Linked DNA regions of Homo sapiens: region 1 is linked to region 2. Evidence: chromatin contacts called from ENCODE Hi-C or POLR2A ChIA-PET data. All regions are on one chromosome and are shown on one strand. Each heading gives the region's core, a stretch centred on a gene start or an enhancer-like site at or near the end of the contact. The rest is flanking DNA. Distances are from core to core; before and after follow the strand shown. Region 1 overlaps WDFY2 (WD repeat and FYVE domain containing 2). Region 2 overlaps WDFY2 (WD repeat and FYVE domain containing 2).

Region 1 (3,902 bases), core at 476-2,975, 60 kb before region 2:
GCTTTTGAATGAAGTCTAAGGACTCAAAACCTGGCTGGATCTCATAAACAATCAGCTTCTACATACAGGTCACTGTATACGCAGATGCATGGGTGAAACAACAGACACTTATGTGTCCCCACCAAGGGTATATATAATGCGCGATACAGAAACTGATTTTTTCAGTAAATTTGACATTCAGACTAATCTCATTACATTGAGAAGTGCTTTTGTGTGACCATTATTAATTACCTACTGTGCCAAGGTACTGTGCCCGGTGTCCTGGGGATACAGGGATGAGTAAGATGCAACCTTCAGATGCTTATAGTAAGTAAGGGGAAATAAATTACTAATCTTAGAAAAATAATCTTTAAAATATCTAATTTATTTCTTTAGCAGAAATGCTATCCATTTCCTTACTGGTTAGAGCCTTGCAAATTTTTAGCTGTGGCACCCTTGAAAGAAAAATATTTTGAATTAGGTTTATCTTCAGAATCGACCGGTATCAAGATGCTGAACTGATCTGGTTTTCTTCTTGTGCATACACAAAAAGTCAACACTTATAAGGTAAAATTATGATAACTGCATTGGATCATAATTTTGATTGTTACTTTTAAAAGGGTACAAAAATTCTGAGTTGATGGGCAAAATACTAATGTTGGATGTAATCGTCATGACAATTCGCTTTATTCAGTCTGGTTTTACCAAATATAGTCATTCACTTAAAGAATTTATTTTTGTTTAATAGTTTTCTTTTCTTTTACAGGAGTTTATATTGTCAGAAGATTATAACAAGATGACTCCTGTGAAAAACTATCAAGGTAGGGAGTGAGAGGAGTACCTTCATTACCCAGATTCTAAAATACTTCTTGGTGGTTTTCACTGCCACAAGAGAATACATACTTTACAATCATCAGGGAAACAAAACAGAGCAACCTTTTGAGTGAGTGTTATCCCTGTGTTTTGAATTAAGAAACTGAGGCCCAATGAGGTTGGGTGGCTTGCCTGGGGTTCTAATTAAGTGCAGAGCCAGATCAGGTCAGCTTGACTCCCAAACCCACAGCCTTTGTCTTCCTACTATACCATGCTGCTTTTCAACGTACAGCAGGTTTAGAAAGTGGGTCCAGTAAAAAGCTGCCTTAATAGGACTCATCTTGTATTTGGTTAAATGTTTTAAAAGTGCTCAGAGTGTGTTGTCCAAGGGGAAGAATTGTGGTTTTATCATGTCTTCAACATTGACAGGCCATCTGACAACAATTTTTGGAAGGGATTTCTTTATTCAGACTAACAATGTTGTGGAACCAGAAAGTTTGAGGTAGACCTTTTAACACTTAGAGGTCATTTCCTCCAATTCTCTTGACTCGCCTTTAATGAGAGGATGATCATCCAGCCTCTACTTTAGTACCTCCAGAGACACAGGAACCATTGTGATTTTGGAAAATTCTAAGCATTAAGTTCTTTATTTTAAAATTTGGAGCTAAAATTTATTTCTCTTTATTCTTTAATTTTCTCACATATCATTCATCAAATATTTATTGAGTGTCTATTGTGTTCTGGTAACAGAATTGTAATAGTGAACCAGACATGTATAGTGTCTGTGCATAAGCAGTTTATAATCATGGAGAGGATACGGATGGTAAGCAGGCCATTAAAACATTGTGTGATAAGTGATAAATGTTCCTCTATTGGTGTTTGCTTAGCCTGTTGGACCTACAGAAACTGAGTACAATCTCTCTTACACATGACAATCTTTCAGTTATTTTAAAACAGCAGTGAAAGTTTCTGCCCCTTCCCTTCTGTCTCCTGTTTCAATCTTGAGTGTTCTGCTCTCACTTCTCTTTTCCAGCCTATATATTTTACATCTGTAATTTTTATTTTAAGTTACCTGAGCCTTTATTCTTTAAAACAGTTTTTACATGTATCCTATAAATATATGCAATTATTATTTATCAAGTTTTAAAAATACATTACTTAAAAAAATTTTTTTAATTGGCTTGGTCACATATTTGGGATATCATATGGTACCTTTAAGACCATTTGAAAATATGATACCCTGTGGTAGGTAACCTTTAAGATGGTTCCTAATGATCATTGCCTCCTGGAATTTACCCTGTACCTCCAGTGTGGGCTAGACCTAGAATATGGCAAGTGATGGATATCACTTCTGAGATTAGGTTACAAAGATACCAAAACTTCCACCTTGTTTGCCCACTCTGTGCTTTTGTGTGCTTGCTCTGATGAAAGCCAGCTGCCATGTTGTGAGCTGCCCTGTGGAGAAGCCCACGTGCTGAGGAACTGAGGGAGGCCTTGTCAACAGCCAGTAAGGGACTGACACCCTAGTTTAATAGCCCACAAGGAACTGAATCCAGCCAGTACTATGTAAGAGAGTTCGGAAGCAGATTCTCCCCATCAAGGTTTCAGATGAGACTACAGTTCCATTCCACACCTTGATTCCATCCTGTGAGAGACTTTTTGACAGAGGCATGCAGCTAAACTGCACCAATACTTCAGACTCTGAGATAATTAACATTTACTGTTTTAAGGCACTAAGTTTTGGGGTAATCTGTTACACAGCAATAGGTAACTAATACATCCATGTAATCTGATAAGTACAAAATTATATTTCCCTTCTCTCTTTTCCTGAGCACTGTTCTTATATAGGGTGAATTTCTGGCAGCCATGTGGAGCAATCAACTCAAGCTCCTCCACAGTTCTCACTTGAATTGTTTGTTTTTTTCTTTGTTTTTTTTTTTAATTTTTAATTTTTATGGGTAGATAGTAGGTATATATATTTGTGGGGTATATGTGACATTTTGATAGAGGCATGAAATACACAATAATCACGTAAGGGTAGATGGGGTATCTGTCGCCTCAAGTATTTATCCTTCATGTCACCAACAATCCAATTATACTCTTTTAGTTATTTTAAAATGTATTGAGTTATTTTAAAGCTATATCTTCAGTACTTTTGAAGCTGTTTCTTGTTTTTATTTTTGTTTTTAGCCTAAATGCTGGACTTTACATCCTGTTATTCACAATCTCATTTTATTTAGCCCATCACCTCAGCTTACCAAGATATTTAGAAATCCCAGTTGTCATTAAATATATTAATTTCTGACTAATTTTGTGTTTTTCTTAAATGTATAAGCATAACATGCCATTTCCTATGTCTTTGTTAAAATAATGTTTGGCCTCACAGGTATAAGTATAATGAGCATATCACTAGAAACTTCTCTTCATATGCCATTATTCTTTGAGTCTCTTAATATTTCATATAAGTTCATTTTATCTACAGAGGATTACAAAAAATTGATAACTAGAGTACTATGGAAACCTATTCTCCACAAATTCCTGGAGATAATGATAAAGTGACACTTCGTGTTGTTTTTGTCATTCTTCTTAATACAATACTAGGCTCATGGGAGATACAAATAAAAAAATTTCTATGAGCCAGAACCAAAGAGAGAACTAAAACTCAGAGTGATACACATATAATCTGTCATTGCAGCTGTCTTGGGGAGATGGAGAACCAGTAAGAGATAGATACTTGTGTATGAACATGCACTTGGGGACAAGAAATAAGGCCTAGGGCCTGAGTGAGATGAAAAATTGGAACTGAGATTTCCATAAAAGGCTGAATCTCATAAAGGACTGTACCCCCATAAAAAGAGGAACAAGACTTTCCACTAATTGGCCCTGAAGACTACAAGGAAATTTATTCCTGACCCCAACTCTGGATAGAGGATGGAATTTTACCTCGATAAATCAAAACCTGAACTGAAAACTTTTGAGTTTGGAATATAAATTTTAACCAGTTATAACATGCTGGAACTCCATGTTAAGAAATTAACATAAAGTTGGTCCTTGGCCCATAAGACCCCACGGTTACTTGCTAGAAATCAATGCAAGCTCTTTTCAGTTAG
Region 2 (3,838 bases), core at 984-3,483:
CAGAGCCACTCAGAGGCTGAAGCCACTTCACAGCCCACTGGTGTTGAGAATCATCATCAGAAAACCAGATATGTCAAGGTATCCATTGCTCTTTCCTTTTCTCTCATCTGTGTGGGTGCTTGAATTTGGTGAAATGCGTTTAGCAAACCAACTGTGTGTTTGTAATACTGTGAATTCTTGCGTTTTGCATTAAGTGTCTCCCCCATTTTTGTAATTTGTAGAGAAATATGTGCTGGTGTTGGGTGTCTTCCAAGCATTTTATGGAAATGGAGGCTCCATTCCTTAGGAGTAAAAGCTGGCGCCAGCACTTGGCTCTTGTTCTGTCTAGGTGAACTCTCATAATTCTTGTTTTACCCTGTTGGATTTGCACTTTACATATATTTTTGCTCTATTACTTAAACATATAGCAGCTTTTACAAATAATGCCTAACATGCCTGCGCTGAGAAAGTGGCAGATCTACACATATCATACGCAGAGTTGTTCTCTACCTGATGGGGCAAAACCAACCACATGTTCTTGGTTCCTCCAAACGAATGACATTACTTGACATTACTGCCTGAGTGTATCTTCACAATAGCAAAATGGTTTGAGATTAAGCATTTGGAATCTTATGTCATTTTGTATGGGGTCAATCCACCATAACGTGTTTCTCATTTGGTTTTAATTATTTCCAGAAATCATAAAGTCACAAAACTGGAAGGGATCTTCAGAGATCTAGAGTGTTTCAAGCAGAAAACACATTAGTTATACAGGGCAGTTAGATATGGCTGAGATGTAAACAAGAGAATCTAAAAGAATGTTCAAGGAATAGCTGTTTTTGAACATTACTTAGTAATGGCATGAGTGGGAGGAGAGACTTTCAGCACCTTGAGACAGGGCGCTCTCTGGAACCAGCTTTGTTCCTCTTATCGAAAGCATATATGACAGTTTTTTTGGCTCCGGCCCTGTGGTGGGGGAGGTAATTATTGCCTTCATCCACATAAATTCCTTCCTATACATTCCCCTCAGACCACCCCAGAGGCAAAACTGAAATGGAAATCCAGTGGCACTTAAAATTCACCCTGCCCCGTTTGGCTGCGATTCCCAGGCTTACAGCACTGCCCTTATGGAATATCACATTTTCATTTTCTGAGATTCATTTTATAAAAGTAAAGGCCAGGTGCCATGGCTCACACCTATAATCTGAACACTTTGGGAGGACAAGGTGGGAGGATTGCTGAGCCCAGGAGTTCAAGACCAGCCTGGGCCACACAGCAAGATCCTGTCACTACCAAAAATTCAAAACTTAGTTGGGTGTGGTGGCACACACCTGTATTCCCAGCTACTCAGGAAGCTGAGGCGGGAGGATCACTCGAGCCCAGGAATTCAAGGATGCAGTGAGCTATGATTGCACTACTGCAGTCCAGCCTGGGCAGCAGAGCAAGGCCCTGAATAAATAAACAAAAGTATAATTTATTTTTGCCTGATATTAATCACTTCTTAAGGCCCAAATTTTTGTTTTTAAGCAAAAGGATAGCTCTAAGTGTGGGTTGCAGTTACTGGACATAAATATTCACTAAATGAGATTCCTTTGGTTATGGCTGTTCATAGAATTTTAATTCTATGTCAGTGTTCTTGTTCACTAAGATATTTCGAAGTGAGAGAAAGCATTTTACCAATACATTCTTATTTTTTCTCCTTTAAAATAATATTGAATTTTTCCTGGTACGAAGACAGATATTTATTAACTTGATTGGAAAACACAGAAATTAAGATCATGTTGAACACTGAGTTATCTAGATGATCCCTGAGATTTGAATGTTCATGTCAACCGTGTTGAGCGCTCACCAGCCACCAGGCTTTAGGCACTGGCAGTGCAAGGTGTCTGAGGCCCATTCTCAGGCTGGGCAGAGGTCACACAGTGAGTAAATGGGTCTTTTCAGTGCAATGTGGTTATGATAGAGGCATGCCAGGGTGCCACTAACCCAGCAGGTGTGGCAGGAGGGGCTTCACAGAGGAAAGGGACTTTGAGCTCAGTGTTAAAGGATGAGGAGTGAGTCATAAGGGGGAAAAATGGAAATGACTTTCCAGGCTTCAGAAACAGCATAAACAAACAAAGGCCTGAGAGCTGGAGTCAGTGTGGTGTGTCCAGGGATCACAAGTGGGCTGGAGCTGCCGGAGAACAGCCAAGTGGCTCAGCTGCCATCCCAGAATTGAGCTCGTCACTATCAGATGCTGCTGCTCCCTGGCCTCAGAGGAAAGCAGCACACAGCTCACCACGAGGGGTTTCCCCAGAGGCTCCTCCTGCAGCCAATGCTACTATTAGTTTATATTATAATAGTATCAGTTTCTTTTTCTTTGGAAATCCCTAGAACTGTTAACTGAAGGTGACTCAGGGTAACTAATTCTGGATCTTTGGGTGCACAGCCTCTCACTGGAGTCTGAGAGGAGGAGGTGGAGACTATCAGTGCACGGCCCGCAACCAGGAAGGACTCCCAGACTAACGCCAAAGGTGTGTTGGGCTCAGCTGCTCCACTGTGGAAAAGGAAAGCCCTGGCCCTGTGGCAGGAGAGGATTGTTCTAGTCAAGTGTGGCGTTGCACGGACAGGCGGTGCCGAGTGTTTGGGTGCAGACACAGGCAGCTGCTGCCCTCCACTTCCTGCTCTTGCAAGTCACAGATGATTCCAGTACAATGTGGGAGGTCCTCCTTACAGGGGCACTTGCAACAGGAAGGCAGAGAGTTTCGTCAATTCAGGTACAGGTCTGTCTGGGAGACCTGGCCCTGTGGAGGCAGGAACACCGTGCAGGGGCATGGCAGCGCCTGTCTTTGCTATCACATCATTTGCCTTTTCCTTGTAGGACCCAAAGATCTATGTCCAAAACTTAGTCCAGAAACATCTGCATTCCTGTTTAAACTTCAGCTCAGTTTCTTAACCAAGAACCACGTCAACCCTCCAGGGTTGTGGTTTGTATTTTTGCCTTTAAGCATTATCTCCTTTCCACCAAGAAGCCTACTTAGGTTTAACACATGAAAGCAGTGTCTAAAAATTAGATCGGTCCTAAATTGGAATGGGATGTCTTCCTTGCATGTCCCATACCAGGGAATTTTTTTAACACACAGTGTAGAGCCTTTGCCAGAGATGTTGAAAGGGAGATTAAAGGCTTGAGGGATGAATTTGATCATCATTCTTAAAGTCCCTTCCAATCCTGTGATTCTCTGATTCCCTGAGTCTCGTTTATTATTGGACATGCCTAGCCCATCACCAGTGACCTGCCCGCATATTGCTGGCTTCCCTTGGATAACGGAGAGCCTATCACCACATGCCTTTGTTGTCTTCCATCATATCAAGTGAGTTGCTTTCTGGACTTTTTCCATCTAGAGCCTGCTAGGTTTGGTTTTGAGAAAAGATGGTGAAGTTTCTTTTCATGAGTTTGTAGGGCAAAAAAAATTCTTTTTAAAGATGGTAAGGGTGGAAATTAATCATGGTACCATCTCATTAAAAATAGATACCTCAAAATGTTTACCTTTACAAGTCAAGAAGAGTATCTGACTTTCTTGGAAGTGTCAAGAATTGCAGGTTGGCTGAAAAGTTAGATTGAGAATCTGACCTTGTTACTTATGATTCTTTTTTCCCTTGGTTCTCGGGGATGCATGAGAAGGTGAGCTGTCACTCACAAAAAAAGGGAAAATGATTTGAAAAATGTTTCACATATACACTTTTTATCATTTTAGTGGATGGCAGCCTTACGTCAGTAGTATATGCCACTATGAAGTATGGCCAAAACCCTAGCGTCACTTGTAACCATTGTACTCTTATGGATTTGTGTCTTACACCATTTGCCTTGCTTTTTAAATGA

What was found. Hi-C counts contacts between places; a loop is a spot of excess contacts on that map. ChIA-PET counts read pairs that join two places held with the same protein, here RNA polymerase II (POLR2A). Pooled maps may share reads with other maps.
Region 1: a map with no recorded cell type shows a loop between it and region 2 (3-fold over the local background). The contact joins two enhancer-like sites. A Hi-C loop is called at or near these places in 1 of 37 single-sample maps with no recorded cell type and 2 of 50 pooled maps. POLR2A ChIA-PET finds 5 or more read pairs at or near these places in 8 of 52 experiments (AG04450, GM12878, H1 and 5 more).

The regions. Positions count from the first base shown.
Region 1 is chr13:51,702,851-51,706,752 of GRCh38, forward strand. It overlaps WDFY2 (WD repeat and FYVE domain containing 2), which reads left to right. Exons shown (of 12, transcript NM_052950.4): 4 at 746-800. Among named protein-coding and RNA genes, the nearest start is that of DHRS12, 99 kb to the right of the region's middle. Within about 2 kb of position 1,726, at least 2 of the 41 ENCODE cell types and tissues checked have a DNase peak (open chromatin) inside an H3K27ac peak, as active enhancers do; they include GM12878, where a contact is called at or near this core.
Region 2 is chr13:51,762,363-51,766,200 of GRCh38, forward strand. WDFY2 (WD repeat and FYVE domain containing 2) reads left to right here. Exons shown (of 12, transcript NM_052950.4): 12 at 1-3,838. It also overlaps a transcript of DHRS12 not described here. Among named protein-coding and RNA genes, the nearest start is that of DHRS12, 40 kb to the right of the region's middle. RefSeq lists an enhancer at 2,159-2,478. Within about 2 kb of position 2,234, at least 29 of the 41 ENCODE cell types and tissues checked have a DNase peak (open chromatin) inside an H3K27ac peak, as active enhancers do; they include GM12878, where a contact is called at or near this core.